Linked DNA regions of Homo sapiens: all the other regions are linked to region 3. Evidence: chromatin loops called from intact Hi-C (ENCODE). Cell type or tissue: A673. All regions are shown on one strand.

Region 1 (8,000 bases), 270 kb before region 3:
TTTTGGGCCTTTAGGAGGCAGCTGAAAAAGTGAGGCCTTTGCATAAAGTTAAGACCTCTGAATGGCTCCCCTATCTGTTAAAGGAGGAATACAAAAACTACCTATTAGCCTGAGAAACAGTAGAAATCATAATATAAAATGAATAGTGGATTAGAAAAAAAAAAGGAAATAGAACTTCTGGTAATTAAAATAATCATCAGAGTTTACATTCTATTTAAAATGTTACATACTTCATAGGTATTACGGCTAACAGTTAATGATAGTTTACCATGTGCTTGGTACTATGGTTAAGTGCTTTTATATGTGGGGATTAGCGACGATATCGTATGTACAGTGTTTAACATAGTGCCTGGTAGTTAGTAAGGGTCCAAGAAATGATGGCTACGACTATAATTATTTCCTCCCTGATCGTTAAGTAGATAACAAACATTTTACAGTAATATTTTCAAAGAAAATAGGTTTGCACAAAGCATAGATAGAACCAAGTGAGTTCTGAGATTCTTTGAGTCACTCTTCCCACCTCAGCCTGGTTCAGCACACAAGAGGATGCTGCCTCTTTTTTGTTCATGATTTCTTTGCCTCCAAAATCCCCTTTCTCAGTGTCCCCATCTCAATTAGGGGTACCTGGTTGCTCAGGCCAAAAACCTTGCTGTCCTCTTGACTCCTCTCTTTCTCACACTCCACATCTATGCTCGTCGTCAGAATATATCCTGACTCTGATCACCGCCACCTTCATTATTAACATCCTAATCTAACCATCATCATCCTTTCCTGTTTCCACAGTGGCTCCCTCCCTGGCTCTTCTCTATCGCATGTCTCCTTTGCTGAAAACTCACGTTTCCACCATCCAGAGGCATCCTGCATTCAATTTTGCTCCTTTTCTTTCCAAATGTTTTTTATGCATTCTTAAATAATTGAGTTCATACAGTCAGTATCATTTTTCTTCCTGTTTCATGCAATTATACGGATTTTCCTCACTGAGATATTGTGTGTAAATAATCAGTTGTAAATGGTTATATAATTCCTCTGCTTGAATTTGCCTCACTGTGCTACAGTTTATTTAACTGTGCCCCCTTGTTTGTTTCTTTTTTAAATTTGTTTGCTTTTGTTGTTGTTGTTTGTTTTTTTGTTTTTTTGTTTTGTTTTGTTTTTTTTTTTTTTTTTTGAGACAGGGTCTCGCTTTGTCACCCAGGCCGGAGTGCAGTGGCGCAATCTCAGCTCACTGCAACCTCCGCCTCCCGGGTTCAAGTAATTCTCCTGTTTCAACCTCCCAAGTAACTGAGATTACAGGTGCACCACCATGCCCAGCCACTTTTTTGTATTTTTGGTAGAGACAGCGTTTCGCCATGTTGGCCAGGCTGGTCTCAACTTCCTGACCTCAAGTGGTCCACCCCCCTCAGCCTCCCAGAGTGCTGGGATTACAGGTGTGAGCCACCACACCCGGCCCGCCACTCTTGTTTAAATTTTTGTTGTTGTGATGTGAACGGTTTTATACATAAAGATTCATTGGATTTTAGAGTTTTTCCTTAAACTCTGATTCTTTCTCCTACTACGTTTCCCCCTTCTCCTTCCAATTCAGACACGCTGGCCTCCTTGCTGTTCTCAGACCTTTGCACTGGTCAGTCTCTCTGCTTGTAATGTTCTCCTGAATGTCTGCATGGCTTCACTGTCCCCTCATCCAGTCTTCGGCTCATATATCCACAGCTTCTCAAATTGCAGTATCTAAAGTAGCAGCTCCCCCAACCTTTATGCCATTACGTCCTTATCCTATCTTATTTTTCCCTACTGGAATGGAGGCTGTGCAGCAGAAGAGACAATCTCTTTGGCTTACTGCTGAATCCACAGTACCAGGAACAGGATCTCGCTTATAAATATCGATTGAATAAGTGAATGAATAAATACACTGTTGAGTGTCTACCATGTGTTTTACAAAGAAGAGTTAACATGGATTTGGGCAAAGCTTAATAGTTTCCAGCCAGAAGTTTTACCTTTTGGATTCCCATTAGCTTGAAACACTTTAATAATATATGGATCCTTTATTTCCATATATGGAAAGGTGGGGAAAGTCCAGATAGGAGGTATCTAATGTCTTTTTTTTTCTTGCCTATGCCTTCAATGAGTTAAGTCTGACAAGGCTGCCTTCAGTGTGTCTGCACAGCACATATATTTTGTGCTTAGATATATAATTCCTTCTAGACCTGGAGAACTTTGCATGTTTGGGGTACACTTTGGATGTTTCCCCCTATTTGCACATGATTTCAGGTGAGATAGTAGTTTTTCTTGAAATCGGCTCATAGCCTGAAAAGAGTACAGATTCACCAGAACATAAGAGAATGGGATTTTTCTGCCAGAAGGTGAGCTATGGTATGTACAGTTTAGTTAGTGATGATTTGTTGTCTTCTGGCAGCTATACTTAATACCAAAAAATTTTAAGAGAGATACACACAATAGTTGAACCTGTTATGGGCAAAGTGATAATTCAGTGGTAACTTGCCAGTTCAAAATTAGGAAGTCATTGGCAAGTGCATCCTGAGCCCTGCATTCTGTGGCTTGCGTGAGGTATGAGTACACATGAGGATCTGTGGTTTGAGTCCATTAGACCTCGAAAGGGCGGTTCATGATATGTGGTTCCAAAAGCTTGTTTGGAAACAAGCTTTTGAACTTTTTCATGTGGAATTTACAAAGGTAACTTTTGCTCTGCAACTCACTGAAATCTCTTTCCATTATTTTTTAAATGTTTGTAAATTGTGGCTTGGTTTACTCAGTTGTACAGTTGACCTTTGAACAACATGGTATGAACCGCATGGGTCCACTTATACGTGGATTTTTTTCAATAAAAGTTATACCAACTATGCCTCCTGTCTCCCCTTCTACCTCTGCCTCCTCCACTTCTGCCTCTGCTACCTTTGAGACAGAAAGACCAACCCCTCTTCCTCCTCCTCCTCAGCCTACCCATCATGAGGACAACCAGGATGAAGACCTTTATGATGATCCACTTCCACTTAGTGAATAGTAAATATATTTTCTCTTCCTTACGATTTTCTTAATATTTTCTCTAGCTTGTTATATTGTAGGAATTCAGTACATAATACCTATAATGTACAAAATATGTATTAATTGACTTTATGTTTTCATTATGGCTTCTGGTAAATAGTAAGCCATTAGTAAGTAAATTCTGGGGGAGTCAGAAGTTACACGTGGATTTTCAGGTGCGCAGGGCGTCAGTGCCCCTAACTCGTGTTGTTCAAGGGTTAACTGTACTTCCTGATAATCAAGGTGAGAATTGGAAATATTTTGCCTCACATGCCAGTCTAGGAAAAAGATAGCTACTTTTGTTGTCATTGTTGTGATATTTGGTCTTTTGAGAAGGGTCTTGCTCTGTCACCCTGGCTGGAATGTAGTGGCACAGTCATGGCTCACTGCAGCCTCAACCTCCCAGACTCAAACGATCCTCCCATGTCAGCCTCTCAAGTAGCTGCGAGTACAGGCATGCACCACCATTTCCTGGCTAATTTTTTTTTTTTATTTTGTGTAGAGACAAGGTCTCTTTGTGTTGCCCAGGCTGGTCTCGAACTCCTGGACTCAAGTGATCAACCCACCTCTCCCTCCCAAAGTGCTGGGATTACAGGTGTGCGCCACTGCGCCGACCATTGTTGTGTTTTAATATTATGATATTGTTGTAATTTGTAGTATTGATATAGTTCTTAAAAGCATCTTATTTCTTCCTCACAATACCCTGTGAGATACAATAGGGCACATCAAGTGACTTACCCAAGTCATACCAGCTGTATAGTGACAGACCACCCTAGTAGAACTGAGGCCTCTGACTCTTATGTTCCCAATGCTTTCCAACGCATTCCACTGTCTCTTACCATTGCAAAGGTTCAAGAATTAAATTTGGTGTGGCAGTATCTGAAATGGCCACAAGATGGGTGTGTTGCTCAAAAATGTCTATCTTCTTCTCGGTGCCCTTGGAAATTTTTTTTTTTTTCTTTATAAATCTTTGTCTGTCTCAGTCCTTACTTGCCTCTCTACTTTTGTCTTTTTCAGGCCTTTTACTTCTCCTATTCTCCCTCTTTCTCCTTAAAGTGAACTTATTATGGAACTGAAATGTTTTACTTATTTCTTGAGGAGTTTAGATCCCCTGCTCCTAAACTAAAATTTAACAGTGTACCTTAGAACTCATTTAGCTATCCATTGAACTTCTCCCGCTTTATGGGTCAGTGACCTGAGATAGAAAAATTGTTCCACTTCTGATAGAGGATCTAAAAGGAATTCCATTCTAAATAGATTATTCTAGAAGATCATTTATGGACCTGGGAGCCCCACAGCCCTTTCATACAACTGCACCTTGCATAGTCTTTAGAGGGGAATATTGAAAGGTCTTTTAGATTTTTGATTCAAGAAATATGCAAGGGAAGCTCTTTCTTCATGTCTGTATAGGCATTTTTGAGAACAAGTGAGACATATGAGGCTAGTTTAGAAGACCCAAGAATCATGCTCTAAGAGATGGCCCAGTGAGTTTCCTAGATCAGACCTGAGGACTTGGCCATTTTGCCATAGAATCCTGCTTAAGGTGAAATGGAATTGCTGAACCATTGCTTCATTAGAACGTGTCATTTTAAACACAACGTGATGTGCCAGACTTCAAACTACTTGTAAGAAAAGATACTAGTACAAAAACCAAATAGCAGTGTCTCCAAATTAATATAATTCTTAACCATTTGCTATTTGGAGAAACAGAAAACTCTTCAGCATTTTCCCTTGGGGGATATTTTTATTCCAGAGCTTAAAAACAACACTAGTTTGAACTTCATTCTCTGTTCAAATTGTTTGTGTAGTTAGTATGTATTAGATTTAAGCTCTCTGAGGGCAGCGACTTCATCCGTCTTGTTTGTTGATGGATTCGCAGAATCATACACAGTGCTCTCATACAGTGAAATAATCCTCACAGTGACCATATGAGGGCCTTTTAGGGATGTGCATACTGAGACATAGAGAATTGATGTAAACTCTCAAAGGATATAAAGTTAGTAACTAATGGAGTTGGGATTAGATCCCAAGAGTTTCAGACTCTGAAGTCAATTCTTATGGGCATTCTGCTTTACTGTAAATGATGGATTGAATGAATGGGACAGGAGCCATTTGTGTGTTATCCCTTTTTAGTGATGTTAGTAATGTAATCTCAATCTCTGTGTCAGAGTTGAAACTTATTCTCTATACACTACACAAAGTTCAGCTTTCTTTATAACTAGACCAGACTGTAGTTTTATTTCTTTGCTTGTTCCTACCTTTTAGAATCAGATTTTATGAGGAAACTTCTGAATGGATGCTCTCTCTGTAATGAACCCTAAATTTTGCCAGTTGTTGCAAGGGTAGCAGTGGGCACTGCCTTCTTTTAATAAGCTGGTCTCCCTTAGTCCTTATCTGTTTGGGTTCTCTGCTACTAATTTGCTTCTTCCATTTTAGAAAAACACTCTGGTGGTAGAACCAGAATACCTAATTGTACTTAGTGATCTTTGAAGGAGTTTGAGTATTAACTGTTTGAACAAATTAAATAAAAAGGCTCAGAAATTAAATAGAATGTTTATTTCCATTGGTGAAGAATGCAGACCTTCGAGACCCACAGACCTTGGCTTTTATCCTGGCTCCGCCTCTGCTGTGTGACCCCAGGGTAGGTTAACATCGCAGGGTTGTGACAGAATAAGATGATGCCTTTAAAGTGGCTGCTGCTTGCATCCCTCAAATACGAGTGTTCTTCTGGCCTGCCCTGTTTTGACCTTTGCCCAGGCATCCAGAGTACTTTCCTTAAGTCAGTTCAAGTCAACAAACGCTTGTAGATTTTCTTATGTGTTCAGCACTGAGCAGGCCACAGAGATAAATAAGAAACAGGAATCACCCCAAACTTGCATTCTTATGCTGGCATTGCCACTTAACACTGGGTCCTTAACTTTGGACAAGTCACCTATCTATGATACGGTATGATGTGAGCCATCTGTGATATGATAAGTATCACCTGTGATATGATCTATGATAGAGTAAAATGAGGGAGATAATCCCTGCTCTACTCATCTCAATAAGTTGTTTTGAGAAGTAAATAAAATAGTAGATATGTAGGCATCTTGTTATCCTGAAAGTCCTGAGTAAATCTCAGGTTCTTTTTATCAGTAACTAAAAATCAGTCCCTGTCCTGAGCATTAAACAGGAAGATAGACTTGTGTCAGATTTCTTTATTTAGCTTTCTGATAGTCCTACCACATGAAGCAATGAAGACTTTGGAGTCAGGATCTCCTTAATGTACCAGACTCTTTCTTACCCCCCACTGTCTACCCACTCACCCAACAACATGCTTCTCTCTCGCCATGCAGAGCTACTAATGTTCAACCTCCCACTTCACTGGATTCCCTATGACTCCAGCTCAGCAGAGATTCTGATTTTGGCAACACTTTTTTAAGCCAAACTTTGAAAGCAGCTCCACTTCCAGAGGGTAGCCTGTTTCATGCTTTTCTGTGTTAAATTGACTTTGTTTAAAATGGCTCTTTGTTTGCAGCACATGTTCAGAGTTGTAGCTGTGTCTCTTGATTCAGGACGGGATGCCAGGTAATAACGACAAATAGTAGCTAAAATTTATTGAAAATACTTCACTGTGTGCTAGGAACTTTTCTGAGGACTTTATATATATTTGATGTTTTTTGATCTTCATAACAGTAGTCTTCATAAGGACTGTTAACGATTTTTACAGATGAGGAAATAGAGGCTTAAGATTAGGCAGCTTGCCCTTGGTCACACAGTAAGTCATTGGCAGAGCCAGGACTCCAGCCTTGGTCTGTTCCACCTGCACAGCCCGAGCTCTTAGTGGGCAGGTTGTACCACGTCGCGCCTGCCCAGGTGAGCAGCCACTCTCACTCTTTCTCCATGTGTGTTGCCCTTGCCGTCCCTGTCTGTTCCAGGGGCTGATCAGAGACCAGCTTCCCCAAGGCAAGTGGCATAGATTTTAAGAAAGCACATTATCTAGTTCCTGTGACAGATTAATGACAAGTGAGTGACCAAAGGAGAGATGTTTTGGACTGAATTTGTGCTTCTATCAAAATAACAAACTGGCATGTATCAAGTCTTCCTTCTCTCTAATTTAAGGTTTCTTAACCTGGGACAATGGACAGGCCTCAGGGGGCCCATGAGCCCTCTGAAATGGTATGTAGAATGTTTTGATTGTGAAGGGAGAGGGGAAGTTGGCTTCTGTGCATTCTTTATTGGAGAGGAACCATGGCTCTCAGGAGACTTTCAAAGTAGTGCTATTTCTAACGGTGTTAAGAACCCCTGTGCTAATACAGTGGGGTATAAGGTTGGTTTTACCAACAAACCCAATCTTATGCTAAGTATTTGTTAGGCTTCTTTTCCCCCAACAAAGTATATTTAAACAGAACAAGGATTGAATTTCAAATTTAATTTTCTTTGAGGGCAAAAATACCTCTGTTTGAAGCTGTGATTTCCAAAGCCTTCTGATAGGAATCAGTGAACAGCGGGTATGATTCAGAGCTCTGAGTCTAAATCCATAGCTTCCCTTGCTTCCCGAATTCAATTAAAAGTTAAAAGTAAGAGAAAAAAATGAGTCTTGGACTTCTAAGTCTCTGTTCATTAAGTGTTTTCATTCTTATTGTGTGAAACGCGTTAGGAATTTCACAATGAATAGGACTTCCTGCCCTCATGGAGTTTGTACGTTGGCACCTATATATATCTTTGTATTGCTAATGCCACTGCACATAGTAGTGCTTAACTATTGGTTAAATAAATGTCCCTGCTGCATCTTTATTAAGGTAAAAAGGAAGCCTTTGGCTTTGATTTGTTTAACATCCTATTTTTATGAGTCCCAACTACTTTCCAAGCATTGAGCACTGGAGATACAATAGTAAGCATAACAGATATGGCCTGTCTCCTGGTGGGAAGACAGACAATTAAGTAGAAACCTAAGTAATCGTGAGCTTGGATTGGTGCCATGGATG
Region 2 (8,000 bases), 520 kb before region 3:
CAGTATGACACAGCCCAGTAAAAGACAAATCAATGGAAGAGACCACATAGTACAGCTAAAGACCCAACATAAACAGAGAAATTCAGTACATAATAAAAGTGACATCTCAAGATAATAAAGATGGCTTATTCACTAAGCAGTACTGAAACAACTGAGTAGCAATCTAAAAAAAAATTAAACTGGAGCCCTACTGCACCCTGCATCAAAGTGAATTCCACATGAATCAATATTTAAGTGTAAAAAATGAAATCACAAAAATACTAATGAAAAGTATAGGAGAATCTTTTTTTTTTTTTGGAGACAGAGTCTCACTCTGTTGCCCAGGCTGGAGTACAGTGGCATGATCTTGGCTCACTGCAACCTCTGCCTCCGGGGTTCAAGCAATTCTCCTTCCTCAGCCTCCCGAGTAGTTGGGCCTACAGCCGCATGCCCCCACACCTGGCTAACTTTTTGTATTTTAGTAGAGACGGGATTTCACTGTGTTGCCCAGGCTGGTCTCGAACTCCTGAGCTCAGGCAGTCCACCCGCCTCAACCTCCCAAAGTGCTAGGATTACAGGCGTGAGCCACTGTGCTCAGCCAGGAGAACCTTTTTATACAGCAAAGTGAGGCCCTTTATAAAGTAGGGTGAAGAAACGCCTTTTAAGTAAAATGCAAAATTAAGAAACTATAAAATACTTTTAAGTACATAAAAATAAAATTTTTCATCCAGGAAAAGAACAAAAGAATATAAAGTCAAAAGACAACAACAAACTGAAAGAAATATTTACCACTCATATCACAGATTAATTTCCTTTATAGCTCCCCAAGAAGAAAAAAAACACCTAATTTTTTAAATGAGCAAAGGATATAAAAATCTCTCTTAAAATTATGAAAAGAAGTTTAGGTTCCCTCTTAAAAATAAATATGGGCCCAGTGCATTGGTTCATGCCTATGGGACGCTGAGGCAGATGATCGCTTGAGGCCAGCAGTGTGAGGCCAGCCTGGGCAACAAAGTGAGACCCCATCTCTACAAAAAATAAAGAAATAAATTAGCTGGGCACGGTGGCAAGCGCCTGTGGTCCCAGCTACACGTGGTCCCAGCTTTTTAAGAGAGGAACCTCATGGAAGCTGAGGCAGAAGGATCATTTGAGCTCAGGAAGTTGAGGCTGCAGTGAGCCATTATGGCACCAAGGCACTCCAGCCTGAGCAACAAGGTGAGAACTTGTCTTAAAAAACAAAAAAACAAAACAAAACAAAAAAAAGGTGGTGGGGGCGGAAATAAACCTACAATGAATTACTACAATAGCAAAGATCAAGGAGTTTCATAACACAGTAGGAGGTCAAGTGTACGGAGAAACACAGATTGCTGATTAAACTATAAACTACTGCCACCTCAACTCAACTGACAGCAATTTGACAATATTAAAATGTACAAGTGTAAATATGCCATTTTTAGGAATTTGCACTACCCATATACTCATACTTGTGATTTATGAGATATCAAACTGTTAATACGAGATGCAGGATTCAAATCCAGGCCAGTCTGTGTTCATTACCATGCTGCTATGCACATACATTTGTATTGTGCACTAAAAGGCTAGAAGCACACATAATGAAAAGACTAGGTTACCTCTGAAAGTGGGACCAGAGTTAAAAGTGATCAGGAGAATTAATTTATTAATATGTATTTAATTAATATGTATTTAATGTACATTTTTTAAGCCTGTTCCCAGAGCCCAGGGTTTCTCAGTACCTGTGTTAACTGAGATGCCTTCGCCTGCCAGCTCAGCCTCTGCAGGCACAGAACTGCTGGCTGGGGCACATCTGCCTCGGTCCTTGTCCTCGTGGTCACTGTCCTCATCCTCACTGCTGCTATAGTAGTACTGCAGTTTCTCCCCCAGCAACTTATCATCAAGGGTGGTCATGGTGTCTGGAAAAAGAAAGCATATCAGGTTCTTTGCTGATTTGAGCCAGACAGACATGAATCTGAAGCATAGGGGGCTCGCCTGTGCTGAGATCCTACAATTTCCAGGACACTAAAGTGATTATTTTCATAACCAAAATCTTAACAAATCCCTACCGTTACCCTGTGTGTTAGGGCTTATCACACTCTTTAACAGAAGGTAAAACTGAAGCTCAGATAAAGGAAGAGTCTTCACCAAGCTTAACAGCGAATGACGGAGCTGGGACCAGACCCCAGGGATTCCTGACTCCAAGAGCCTGAGGTATAAATTACTCTAGTCTGAGTTAAGTGTACAAGCCACCTGCACTGGCTTGGAGGAATCTACTGACTAGTGGTTTTATCTGTGCTTTTAGTTTTCCCACCAGCTAAGACTGCTGCCTAATTGAAAAATTGTTTAAGTATCCTCAGGAAAAACCCCAAAAAGAGGCATCAAGAGTACAATGCTGAGTCACTATTTGTCTAGGCAATCACTCTCTGTCACCAGCCTTCAACTTCCCAGACAACACCCTGAGGGCTTGGATGGATGGTCTCTGAAACGCTACCTATTCTGACAGTTTAAAAGAAGGGCCCATACAAAGATTTTAATAACTCCCAAGGGTTTAAAGGACTATGATGGCCGGGCTCGCGCAGGTAATCCCAGCACTTAGGGAGGCCGAGGAGGGAGGATCACTTGAGACCAGGTATTCGAGACCAGCCTGGCTAACATGGCGAAACTCTTGTCTCTACTAGTAAAAGCAAACAAACAAACAAACAAAAATTAGCCAGGTGTGGTGGCGGGTGTCTGTTTTCCCAGCTACTCAGGAGGCTGAGGCACGAGAATCTCTTGAATCCGGGAGGCGGAGGTTGCAGTGAGCCAAGATCACGCCACTGCACTCCAGCCTGGGAGACAGAGCGAGACTCTGTTTCAAAAAAAAATAAAAACTAAAAATATAAAGGACCAGGCTTCTGCATCAGAAGTAGCCAAGGGCATTCTGATGAAAAGATGCAGCTTAGCCCCCAGAGGCCTGCTTGAGAATTCAGCAGGAATGCGGCTGCCTTAAAGACTTATCACCGGGCCTATCATACTCCATTTACAAAGTGACTCTCTCCCACCGGGCAAGGAGTTCTTGAACGTAGGGACCTCTAGTCACTACCTCTATCCCCAAAGCCCAGCACAATGCCGCTGCACAATTTGCTAAACTCGCAGCCTGGGTCAACGGGAGAATCGGAGGACTCCAGCAGTCAGATGCAAAGGAGACAGGGATCATGGAGAGACAGGTGGAGGTGCCAAGAAGGAACAAAACCAAACTTAAGGCCCAGGAATGGGCCAAGCGGGGGACACAGCAGCGGCGGAGGGGAGGGAAGGAGTTGCGCTCCTAAAGGAGGGACCGCTGCGGGGAGGAGACGAGGGCGGGCCCCCTGGAGACGCGAGCAGAGGAGGCGGGGCCCCCGGACGGGAAGCAGAGGGGTGTGTGGAGCTTTTGGGGGAAGGCTGGAAGGGCCCGGGGGAGGTGGGGCCAGAGGAGGAAAGGGGACGAGGAAGACGCGGAGAACTTGGGGGTCGAGACAGAGCGAAGAAGGGGCAGTTTTACCCAAGCTCGCCAACCCCACTCCCTCCCGTAGTCCGCAGCTGCTGCCGCTTCCCGGTGGACCCCAATGCAGTTACCTGCCCTAGCTCGCTCCGGATCCCTTTGGGCCAGCAGCTCCGGGCGCCGGAAGGAATGGAGCACTTTCTTAAGAGGAAGAGCAGTGGGTCAGCGCCCTGAGCGCTAAAGAGAAAAGCCGCCGAAGCCCGACAGCGCGGACCAATGAGGCGGCCTTCCTGCGTCGTGGCGGACGCGCATTGTCCAATCAGAAGCCGCTACTCCCAGCTGAGGGGCAGGGGAGAAGCTACGGGTCCTACCTTGGAACAAAACACCTCGACAACAACGCTCTCCTAATTGCTTTGTTTTGGTTTTAATCTGCACAACAAAAAAGTGAATTGTATGACCCAGCGTCAAGCAATAAGAAAAATGTATTCACAGGCCGGGCGCGGTGGCTCACGCCTGTAATGCCAGCACTTTAGGAGGCCGAGGCGGGCGGATCACTTAAGGTCATGAGTTCAAGACCAGCCTGGCCAACACGTTGAAAACCCGTCTCTACTAAAAATACAGAAATTAGCCGGGCCTGGTGGCCGACGCCTGTAATCCAAGCTACTCGGGAGGCTGAGGCAGGAGAATCGCTTAAACCCAGGAGGCAGAAGTTGAAGTGGGCCGAGATCGCGCCACTGCACCCCAGCCTGGGCGACAGAGCGAGACTGTCTCAAAAAAAAAGAAAGAAAGAAAAGAAAAATGTATTCACTTCCCTTCGAAGTTTCCGAAGCCATTCAAAGTGTGTTTTTTATTGGTTCTTCATCGCATCACGTCTATTAGACGGAAAAGTGACTCAGAGACGTTCGGTAATTTGCCCGAGAGCACAAATCCCTCAAGTACAGGGCATAGATTAAAATATATATATATATTTTTTTGACGGAGTTTCGCTCTTCTTGCCCAGGCTGGAGTGCAGTGACGCGATCTCGGCTCACTGCAACCTCCGCCTCCCGGGTTCAAGAGATTCTCCTGCCTCAGCCTCCAGAGTAGCTGGGATTACAGGCGTCCGCCAGCAGACCCGGCTAATTTTTTCTATTTTTAGTAGAGACGGGGTTTCACCATTTTAAAGAAGCGGCAGCCAGGAGTGGTGGCGCGCGCCTGTAGTCCCAGCTACGCAGGAGGCTGAGGCGGGAGGATCGCTCAGCCCAGGACTTGGAGGCCAGCCTGGGTGACAGAGCAGGAATGTAATGTGAAATCCGGAATTGGCTCCTGGTATAGAAAAAGGACATGGGGCCGGGTGCGGTGGTTCACTCCTGTAATCCCAGCACTTTGGGAGGCCGAGGCGGGCAGATCACCTGAGGTCAGGAGTTCGAGACCAGCCTGGCCAACATGGCGAAACCCCGTCTTTACTAAAAATACAAAAATTAGCCGGGCATGGTGGTGCACACTTGTAATCCCAGCTACTCGGAGGCTGAGGCAGGAGAATCGCTTGAACCCGGGAGGCGGAGGTTGCAGACAGCTGAGATCGCACCACTGCACTCCAGCTTGGGGGTCAAGACTGAGACTCCGTCTCAAAAAAGAAAAATAAAAAGGACATGAATGGGACAACTGACGAAATTTGAATAAGGCCTATTAATTCATATTAGTAGTATTGTATCAATAGTTTTAATAATTATACTATGTAAGATGTGAACTTTTGGAGATTCTATTAGATGAAGAATCTAGGGAAGCACTATCCTATTTTTGCAACTTTGTTTTCTTCTTCCAGGGTAAAGCCATACTATGATATTTTGCAACTTTTTTTTCTTTTTCCTCAGGCATACTTTGTCGTCTGTTTTTGCAACTTTTTTAAAACCTAAAATGATTTCAAATTCTGAGCCCTTGTTGAAGTATCCAATACACAACCGTGAAGTTGCTCATAGAAAGCTTTGGGTAAATTGAATCATAGAAAATATTCTAGAAAGATACACTGTTTAAAATAGGGCTCTTAATTTGGGGTAGGGGATCTTAATTTGTGGTTCTAGGACCACCTGAAATTGTCTGCAAATTTCTGTACCTGCCTGTTTTCAGAGAGGCTGTTTGCTGAGGCCCTCAGAGGAGTCAAAAAATACCACACACAAACACACACCCATTCAAGAATACTGTATTAATAAGTCCGTTTTCATACTGCTGTAAATAAATAACCCAGTGTCAGGCAGTTCATACTGCTATAAAGAACTGCCCGACACTGGTTTATTTATTTATTTATTTATTTAAGACGGAGTCTTACTCTGTTGCCAAGGCTGGAGTGCAGTGGCGCAATTCTCGGCTCACTGCAATCTCCGCCTCCCAGGTTACAGGCTCCCGCCACCACGCCCGGCTAATTTTTGTATTTTTTAGTAGAGACGGGGTTTCACCGTGTTAGCCAGGATGGTCTCGATCTCCTGACCTCGTGATACACCCGCCTCGGCCTCCCAAAGTGCTGGGATTACAGGCGTGAGCCACCGCGCCCGGCCATATTCAACCTTTTTTAAAAAAAGTAGAAATGGGGTCTTGCTATGTTGCCCACGTTGGTCTCAAATTCAGACCTTTTAATATATTCAGTCTCCTGGTTGTATAGATATAGTGATGTCTTTGTTGGGAATGTAGCTTGCATCTGTCAGGAATATGTGTACATGAGTTAGCTATCTAATAATATCCAACAGAACCACTCATTTTTCCTGTTAGAAATGTGGAATGGGCCAGGCATGGTGGCTCACACCTGTAATCCCAGCACTTTGGGAGGCCGAGGTGGGCAGATCACGAGGTCAAGAGATCAAGACCATCCTGGCCAATATGGTGAAACCCCGTCTCTACTAAAAATACAAAAATTAGCTGGGCATGGTGGCGCACGCCTGTAGTCTCAGCTACTGGGGAGGCTAAGGCAGGAGAATCGCTTGAACCCAGGAGGTGGAGGTTGCAGTGAGCTGAGATTATGCCACTGTACTCCAGCCTGGCAACAGAGTGAGACTCCGTCTCAAAAAAAAAAAAAAGAAATGTGGAATGATGTGGATAATGAAGTTTCTGTTTAATGAGCATACTGTATGTAATTTATAGTTTTAAAGGTATTTTACCGCTACTGTAAGGTTTTTGTTGGGCTGTTTATCAGTAGAGTATATTAAAGGTATTCCCTAGTGGGGAAAACAACCCATGAGCTGTCTTGTGACGGCTAAAGCATTTATCTTTAAGCAAGGGAAACCTTGATCCAACCAGATTTATAGGCTATTTTTAAAAATATTTAAAATTTTGAAGTAACTGAATGAAATTCATATATAAGTGATTAAATAGGCCGGGCACGATGGCTTATGCCTGTAATCCCACCATTTTGGGAGGCTGAGGCAGGCAGATCATTTTAGGCCAGGAGTTCAAGACCAGCCTGGCCGACATGGTGAAACCCCATCTCTACTAAAGATACAAAAATTAGCCGGGCTGAGTGGAGCATGCCTACTGTAATCCCAGCTACTTGGGAGGCTGAGGCAGGAGAATCACCTGAACCCGGTAGAAGGAGGTTGCAGTGAGCTGAGATCATGCCACTGCACTCCAGCCTGGGAGACAGAATGAGACTCCATCTCCACAAAAAAATAAATAAATAAATAGCTAGATAAATAAATAAAATAAATGATTAAATTCCTTGAAGCATGAGTTCCAAGACTTGATCCACTCTTACAGTTTTTCCAAATCATAACAGAGGCAAAACAAGATTTGGTCTTACAATGAGTTTCTCATGTTAGATTTTTTCTACCAATATTTTTGTAAATTTAGAACAAATTTGTCCTGTTACTTTATTTTTTCTATAAGAATTAAAGGTCCAGAGATGATTTTGAATGACACCAAACCATATGAGGACTGTTTGAGATAAACAGCTTGCCCATCTGTCTTGTCTTTTCTTTCTTTTTCTTCATTTCCTGAATTCTTTTATTTTTCTTTTCCTTCCCTTCCTTTCTCTTCCCTTGTGCCTTTTCTGCTCCCTCTCCTTTTGTCCTTTCCCCTCCCTTGTTTCTCTTTCTTTCTCTCTCACCTTAACTTTCCTTCTCTGGTGGTGGTGGTGGTGTGTGTATGGCAGGGTGTTCCATCTGTTGCAACAGAATGTCTTTCTTATTTAAAAATCAGATTAAACAACCTTTTTTTTTTCTTTTTTGAGACAGAGTCTCGCTCTGTCACCCAGGCTGGAGTGTAGTGGTGCGATCTCGGCTCACTGCAACCTCCGCCTCACAGTTTCAAACAATTCTCCTGCCTCAGCCTCCTGAGTAGCACACGCTCCTGATTACAGGCACGCGCCACCACACCCGGCTAATTTTTGTATTTTTAGTAGAGACAGGGTTTCACCATGTTGGTCAGGCTGGTGTCGAACCCCTGACCACATGATCCGCCCACCTTGGCCTCTCAAAGTGCTGGGATTACAGGCGTGAGCCACACTGCACCCAGCCTAAACAACGTTTTTTTGTATTAATGAAGAGAAAACCAGTAAAGATAAGAACCACTTCCTTATATA
Region 3 (8,000 bases):
CTGGGGGGCATTGTGTGGATGTACACACACGTCTATCCAGACTAGTGCATGTCTGTGTTAGCCAGTCTATGTGTGTTTGTAGAATCTTGTATGTATACAGATATTTGCGTATCTGAATTTGGAGAGCATTTCCGGCATGTGGGAGGGTGTGTGCGCGCGCGTGTGTGTGTGTGTGTGTGTGCGCGCGCGCGCTACGTGATGCGTGTGTGATGTCGGATGTCTGTGGGGGTGTATGTGTCATATGTGTGGTTTGTAAGGTGTGGAGTGCTGTGTGTATGGTGTGTATGTGGTCTGTGATGTGTAGGGGTTATGATATGTGTGTGTGTGTGCATGCTGTGATGTGTGTGGCATGTGATGAATGTGTGTGGCATGTGATGTGTGTGCTTATGCGATATATATGGTGTGTGATGTGTGGGGGTTGTGTGGTGTGTATAGGTGGTGTGTGATGTGTGGGTATTGTGTGTGATGTATGTGTTGTGATGTATGTGTACACTGTGTGATGTGTGGGGGTTGTGATGTGTGCAGGTGTGTAGTGTATGCTGTGTGTGGGTTGTTTGTAGTGTGTTGATGTGTGTGTTGGTGTGTGTATGAGGGTGTGTGGTGTGTGTGTTGTGATGTGTGCAGGTGTGTGGTGTGTGATGCACCTGTGTGGGTGTGTTATGTGTGCAGGTGTATATTGTGTGTGATGTGTGTGGGTTGCATATGTGTAGTATGTGTGTTATGTGTATGCTGGTGTGTGTGTGTGATGTGTGTGGAGGGTGTGGTGTGTGGGTTGTATGTTGTGTAGTGATGTATGTAATGTATGTTGTGTATGATGTGTGTGTTGTGTGATATGTGTGGGAGTGTGTGTTGCATATTATGTATGTGTTGGTGTATGAGTGTGTGGTGTGTGTGGGTATGTGTATATGATGTGTGTGTTGTGTGATGTGTGTGTGTTGTGTACAGGTGTATGGTGTGTGATGTCTGCAGGTGTGTGTTGTGTGTTATGTGTATGGTGTGTGTGAAGTGTGGGGGTTGTATGTGTTGTGATGTATGTGGATGTGAAATGTGTGTGTGTTTGTGTGGTGTGTGATGTCTGGGGGTTATATATGTGTAGTGTGTGTTGTGATGTATGTGGGTGTGTGATGCGTGCGTGGGTGTGTGTGATATGTGCAGGTGTGTGTGTTGTGTGTGTGGCGTGTGATGTGTGGGGTTGTATGCATGTAGTGTGTGTGCGTTGTGATGTATGTGTGTGACGTGTGGGGGTGTGGACGGGCATGACGTGTACAGAGAGAGGTCCAAGCATGAAGATCAGGAGTCTTTGTTCCAACTTTGGCATGTGACGTGGGTCAGCCCCTGCCCCTATCAAGCCTCGGTTTCCCTGTCTGGGCAGTGAGCGCCATGTTGTTCAAGGGGGACTGCATTTCGGGGTGCTCAGCCGCACAGAGAAGGCAGCTTCCGGGGAGCTCTGCCACGTCGCGGGCATGTCTCCTTGCAGGTTGTAAAATCCTTTTGGCAGGATTTGGGCTTGGGCTTGCTCTTTCCATCAGATTTAATAGGAAAAGGGTTTCCTGTTTCGGTGTCTCCGTTTGTTATTCATTTCTTGTTTTCATAAAATGTTAAAAGACTGTGCCATTTAGACAAGTAGAGATGCCAGTCACTTTCCCTAAAATTGTCATCCTGTCACTCCCTGCTCTGCAGCTGGGGTGATCCTTCCCAAATGCCAAGCTGCCATGACACTGCCCTGCGGAGATTCTTCCCAGGATCCCCTCCTCTCTGGTGGCCGTGGACTCCCAGTGGCCCCCTCCTCTCCAGCTGCCTCCCTGCTCTCTGCACCGCAGCCTTGCCACCCTCTGTCCCCTTCTATCCGTGTCTCTGCCAGCCTCCCCTGCCTCCAGCCTCTGTCCAGGGATATTCCCTTGTCCTGGAATGCTGCTCTCCTGACTCCCATCTCTCCCCTCATTTCCTCTGGCTAACTCCTCTCCATCCTTCCCCCTCTGGATGCTCTGAGGAGGATCAGGTCTGACTGTGAGCTCCCCAAGGACGGGCAATCTGGTTCTCCCTAGTAATCTCAGCACCTACCATGTTGCCCAGCACACAGGAGGTGTTTAATAAACACTTGGCGAGTGAATTAATGCATTATGAATGAATGGATGATGTCCTGTCCAGCTTTAGCTTCAGTGGCCGGAAGACCCGAACCCAGGGTGAGGACTCAGATGGCATCTCCATCAGAAGCAACTGCCTCCAGCTTCAAACTGTCCTGAGCCCTGACCCTGGGCTGACTGAGCCCTGATCCTGGACTCAGACTAAGCCCTGACTTCAGCTGCAGACTGAGTCCTGACCTGAGACATTTAGCTTTGACTCCAGACACAGACCGAGTTTAACCCCTTCCATGAAATCATTGCTGGGGAGAGTCCTGGGCTGGGAGTTAGAGGTCTCAGTTTGAGCCTTAGCTCTGCCACGGTTCTCTGGGTGACCCCAGAAGGTCCTATCCCCCTGTACCTCAGCATCACAGCAAAATAGGTGCATCTCCAGAAAGTACAGAACACCATTGAAATATGGCAGCCAGTCCGAGGGTGGTGGCCCCTTCCTGTAATCCCAACACTGGGAGGCCAAGGTAGGAGGATCACTTGAATCCAGGGGTTTGAGACTGACCTGGACAACACAGCAAGACCCCATCTCTAAAAAAATAAAAATGAAAAAATTAGCTGGGCATGGTGGCACACACCTGTAGTCCCAACTGCCTGGGAGGCTGAGGCAGGAGGATCCCTTGAGCCTGGGAAGTTGAACCTGCAGTGAGCCAAGATCATGCCACCGCATTCCAGCTTGGGTGGCAGCAGAGACCCTGTTTCTAAATAAAAGAAAAATAAATTTTAAAAAATGTGGCAGCCATTCACGCTCGGGCCCCACCCACGAAGCTGCTGTTAATCCCAACCCCAGAACATTCCTGCGGGGTAAAGGTGTCCCAGGATTCTGGGGCGGGGGGTGGCTCACGGGAATCCCCCCTTACCTCGGTTTTTGTAGGAAGGCTCAGGAAGGGGTTTGGAAGGGCTGCTGTGCTCTTTCCGCTCAAGAGTCCATTCCATCCCACCTGGGGTGCTCTGTCCATGCGACCTTGGGTGAGTCACTCCCCTTCTCCCGTAGGGGCAGGGGGCGGGAACAGGGTTAGAAGGGCCCAGCCTGGCTGTACTTGTCTGCAGTTCCTAAAGTCTGCCTCCGCCTGCTCCCGCCTCAAAAAGACCCCTCTCCACTGCCAATTCGGTGCCTGAAGGAGGAGGTGGCCCAGAGACAGTGAGGCCACTGGACTTGGGCGAGGCTCCGATAGGACCCCCAGGACCTACATCTGAACGGTGAGCTGGGTTCTATCCCCCTCCCAGAGCGGGTGGAAGCTAAGCTGGTTGGAGAGGGGAGCCTGGGCCTATCCTGGAGCTCCCTCTAGTGTCTGAAAAGGGGCCTACAGTCTAACCTTCATCCAGGGGAGGACTGGGGGTTGTTTGTCCTGGCCACCCTCCCCAAGCTGTTTTGCCAGCCCCCAGTCTCTACCCTCACTCCTGGGGGTTCACCAAGCTGAGATCCTGGGGATACACTAGGGCTATTTCCCTTGTTTCAACCCCAGCGGACACCAAATTCTATTGTTCCTGATGCCCAAATGCCCACTCCTGCTCTCTGTGACTCCACCCAACCCCGTCCTGATTCAAGCTTCGTGGCCTTTCCCTGGGTGATTTCAACGCATGCACTCCTTCAGTGCAGCTTTCACTCTTCCCAGAGGGAACTCTGCCACATGCAAACCTGGCCACGTCGTTCCCCTTCTTTCACCTCTTCTATGGCTCCCCAGTGCCCTCAGGACACAGTCCAAATCCTTAGCACCTTACAAAGACTGTGCCATCTGTCCTCTGCCGACCCACCAGCCTCACTTCTAATCATTGCCATTTTGCATCCTGACCCCGGGTAATAATGACCTGTCTGCAGTTCCTGAAGGTACAATGCCCTCTCTCACACCTGACCTTGGACCATCCTTGGTTTTCAGCCAGGTATGCCTTCTGCCTCTTCTCCACTTGGAAACTCCTGTTCTTACTCCATGGTGGTACCTCCCCTGGGGAATTGCCCTTTTGCAGCTGGCCTTCTCTTGGGCTTCCCACTGGGCTCTAAGCCAGCCCCTCTCTGCCTTGTCCTTGAGTCTGTTCCTCTAGACATGAGCTCCCCAGTGGTGAGGGCTGAGTGAGTCTCATCTGTGTATTCATCATCCTACCACATGCCTGCCTTAGGATGGGTACGGATGCCTACACTGGTGAGGAGAACAGGGCAGGATCAGTGCTGGGGGCCTTACGGGAAGCCCAGGGGTCTGTCGGAGCCTAGAAGAGGCCCCGACGAAGCCTGGGGGTTGGGGGAGGAGCAGAGAAGTCTTCTCTGAGGAGATGATGCCAGAGTTGGAGTCTTCAAGGATCAGTGCAGTGTCAAGAGGCACTCAGTCAGGTGGGGGCGGGGTGGGCATTCCAGGGAGCAGACCCTGGCATCAAAGACTTGTGGGCAAAACCTGGCCACTGGCCCAGGGGTGTGTGTGCATGTGTGTGTGTATGTGTGAGAGAGAGAGAGAGAGATTTTAGTAGGGGCAGAGGGAGAGACGCTGAACGGTAGAGAGGTGGGCAGAGGAGCTGGGGGCTGAGGATATTGATCTGTGTTTGTGCCAGGGACTGAGTTATGAAGCGTTCTGGGCATGAGTCTCAGGAATTTAGACTTGGCCTTCGTGCAACTGGGGGTCACCAGGCAAGAGACACAGTTGAGATTTGAAAAAAATCCCTCTGGCAATTGGTGTAGAACCCAGGGGCCTCCTGGGCATCGTTTTGGGCATTTGTGGGGTGCTTTCAGTTATCATGATGACTGGGGGGTACTACTGTGAGTTAGTGGATGGGGCCTGGGATGCCAAACACCCTGTGATGTTGGGAACAGTCCACATCATGAAGGGTTGGCCCATGTGCCATTTGATTTTGCATTTCCCACCAGGCACGCGTGCAGAGGGAAAACACCTGTCTGTAATTGTCTAAGATTAGAGCACATGTCTGGCTTGCATAGAAACGGAGAGCATCTTTGCGTGGTTTTTAGCGAAGACTGATTTGCCAGAACTATGCCTTCCATGCACATTTTAGGAAGATTGCGCCTTATCTTGTTTGGAGCCTTACCCAGATTCGCCACCATTTTGAAAAACTACATACTTCATGGCAGATCTTCTCATGGGATTTGAGCGGCCAACGGGACCTTCCCCACATTGGTGTGCATCTGTGGCTGTCACCTTCAGTGGAGTTCTGTGTAGGCACACACTTCTCATTGCTTTATTGTGTCTGCTAGCATAGTGTACTCAACAGGAGCATTTACAATTTGAAATAATGGATCACCTTAAATTACCTTCGTTATGTATTCTTTTTTTTTTTTTTTTCTGAGACAGAGTCTCACTCTGTCTCCCAGGCTGGAAGGCAGTGGCACAATCTCAGCTCAGTGCAACCTCCACCTCCCGGGTTCAAGCGATTCTCCTGCCTCAGCCTCCTGAGTAGCTGGGATTACAGGTGCCCGCCACCATGCCTGAATAAGTTTTGTATTTTTAGTAGAGACGGGGTTTTGCCATGTTGGCCAGGCTGGTCTCGAACTCCTGATCTCAGGTGATCCGCCCACCTCGGCTCCCAAAGTGCTGGGATTACAGGCATGAGACACAGCGCCCGGCCCTTTATGTATTAATTTAACCAACACTCATTTAACTCTTGACATTGCCAGACACTTTTCTAAATGCTTGATGAGTAATTATTTAATCCTCAAGACAAGTCTATGCAGTAAGGTGCAGTTGCTGTCTCTTTTTTTTACCAGGGAGCTAACTGAGGCACAGAGAGGTGACTTACCCAAGGCTGGAGTCGGGCAGACCCAACTCGAATCCTGCCAGGCACTGGTGCTGGGCCAACCTCACTTCTCTGTGCCTTGGTTTCCTCATCCATAGAATGGGGCCAGTGCTGACCTTGCAGTGCTGCTGGGAAGTGGAGAAGCCGGGATTTGAATCAGCATCTGTGCACCTCACCACTGGCCTATAGTGTCTGCCTCTGATGTTTCAGTTAGGGCATTGGGTTGGTTTTCTTTTGGAAGTTACAAGCATACATATGTTGAGACAAGGTTAAGTGCCACTGGTGGAGAGCCTGTGAGAGCTGGGCTGGGAGGGAGTGGAGGTCTGGTCACTGAAGCTGGGGCATGGACACGCTTGTCCAGGGAGGAATGTGGAGTGAGGAGGGCAGGGGGCTGGAGACAGACCCGGACAGGTCACAACATTCTGGGAGGAGGAGTGAGGAACGGTTAACAAGGTAGAGAGACCAGGGTAGCAGGGGTTGGGGAGCCCACAGGGACAGAGTTCCAAGAAGGAGGGCATGGGTGACAATGGAGAAGGCCTTAGAGAAACCCAGTGAGGTCAGGGCTGATGGTGGCCCCAGACTCAGACACAGAGGGAGCAGGGGGACCTGGGCCGTGAGAGCCGAAGGGGCCTCAGCTGGAGCTGCAGTCACTCTCACCCCAATACCCAATGTAGGGAGAAGGAGGGGAAGAAACACCCCAACCTCCATCTCCTCTCTCCCTGGCATCTCCGGCCTGTGCCTCCCACTGGCTCACCTTTCCAGGAAGCAGATGGAAGGAAGCCAGCATGACACAGCCCACAGGTGCCAGCAGGGCAAGGGCGGCTCTGGGTGGGGAGTAGGGACAAACAGAACAACCAGTGAGACCCTGAGAAGGGAGATGTGAGACCCTGGGGAATGATCCAGAGCAGGAGTCACCTGGAAGGGTCTGAAGGGGTTCCTTCTGGTGGGCTCCTCAGTGGGGAGGGTCACTATCCTCCCACGACGAGGCTCTGACAGCAGCCGCCCAGTCCTTGCAATGTTCTCAGGCAGATGCTGTGATGATCCCATTTACAGATGGGAGAACTAAGACGCAGAAAAGGAACAGACCAACAAAAGCTCACCTAAGGGCAGAGAGCAGGAACCGGATTCAAACCCAGGTCTGCCTGATGCCAAAGCTGGGACTCCCAACCACTGAACCTTGCTGTCGCATGTGCCCATCAGCTTGAGAGTTGGTGGGAATCCCGGCCCAGGACAGCGTCCCCTCAGCCAGGGAGGTGGCAGCAAGTCATGCTCAGGCTAGTGGAGGGGCAGTTAGTAACCTGCAGTCGGAGGTTCACCAGTGGAAAGGCTGGAGTCGGGCAGACCCAACTCGAATCCTGCCAGGCACTGGTGCTGGGCTGCTCACCTCTCTGTGCCTCGGTTTCCTCATCCATAGAATGGGGCCAATGCTGACTTTGCAGTGCTGCTGGTGGGTGGGGGGGGGGTAAACTGAGGTTATGTCGATTCCCTTCCCAGGTGGGGAGGACAGGGGAAGTGGATGCACCTGGGGGACCATCTCAGAGGAGCTGGCCCACTCTTACTGCCTTCTCCAGATCCGGACCAGGGAGCGGTCAAGATGGTGTGCCCTTGTCTGACCTCCGTCCTGCCTGCTGTCCAGCGACTCCCTGGCTTCCTCCCCGTCACGTGGGACTCCTGTACCCGGTGCTGTCGGGGGAGCCCCCCTCCATACCCTCCAGACCTCACAAGACACTTCCAGGTCTGGCCACAAGGTGGAGTGTGGCGGCTGCAGGACAGTGCTGGGGGCCGGGCTGCAGAGGAGACTGGACCTGCGCCGGGTGACCTCCCCGCTCTGTGAAAGTGTGGGAGTTTGTGTCTGTGCATCCAGAGAACCAGAGGGTGGTGGTTGACTTGCCGTGCTCCCCCCAGCCCCCCATTGGGATTGCCTGGGTCTCTGGGGGATCACTGAGAAGCTGGATAAAGAGAGCTGGCACTGTCGCCTTGGCTCACTAACGCCACCATTTTACAGGTGAGGAGACTGAGGCCCAGAGAAGGAAGTCACGTGCTGAGGTCACCGGCTAATCAGTGGCTGAGCTGGGCTCGAACCCAGATCTCTTACGCTGTGAGGCCTCTGCTTTTCCTGTGGCATGGAGAGGGGCTTCT

The links. Peaks named below come from ENCODE experiments on the same cell type or tissue, not always from the same donor. Only the 100,000 strongest peaks of a DNase experiment are listed, where the experiment ranks them.
Region 1: a loop joins it to region 3, with 13 times the contacts of the local background. A loop is called at or near these places in 90 of 110 quality-filtered maps.
Region 2: it touches region 3 in a loop (8-fold over the local background); 14 of 110 quality-filtered maps call a loop at or near these places.

What each region holds. Positions count from the first base shown.
Region 1 is chr9:123,078,093-123,086,092 of GRCh38, forward strand. All of the region lies in intron 19 of RABGAP1 (RAB GTPase activating protein 1), which reads left to right. Among named protein-coding and RNA genes, the nearest start is that of MIR600, 30 kb to the right of the region's middle. In A673, a CTCF peak has its summit at 3,913 (motif pointing right); DNase peaks (open chromatin) are centred at 3,869, 7,649 and 7,929; H3K27ac peaks cover 4,256 bases.
Region 2 is chr9:122,824,883-122,832,882 of GRCh38, forward strand. It overlaps PDCL (phosducin like), which reads right to left and starts at 3,706. Exons shown (of 4, transcript NM_005388.5): 1 at 3,589-3,706; 2 at 1,734-1,910. The coding sequence starts at 1,905. RefSeq lists an enhancer at 3,608-3,902. In A673, no CTCF peak of the experiment used is centred here; DNase peaks (open chromatin) are centred at 3,089, 3,379 and 3,779; H3K4me3 peaks cover 2,304 bases; H3K27ac peaks cover 2,486 bases.
Region 3 is chr9:123,346,631-123,354,630 of GRCh38, forward strand. It overlaps a transcript of CRB2 not described here. Among named protein-coding and RNA genes, the nearest start is that of CRB2, 5.6 kb to the right of the region's middle. RefSeq lists enhancers at 2,596-3,097, 3,098-3,597, 7,530-8,000, 7,698-7,867 and silencers at 7,388-7,497, 7,518-7,567. In A673, CTCF peaks have their summits at 3,431 (motif pointing left), 3,632 and 7,613 (motif pointing right); DNase peaks (open chromatin) are centred at 3,381 and 7,611; H3K27ac peaks cover 2,595 bases.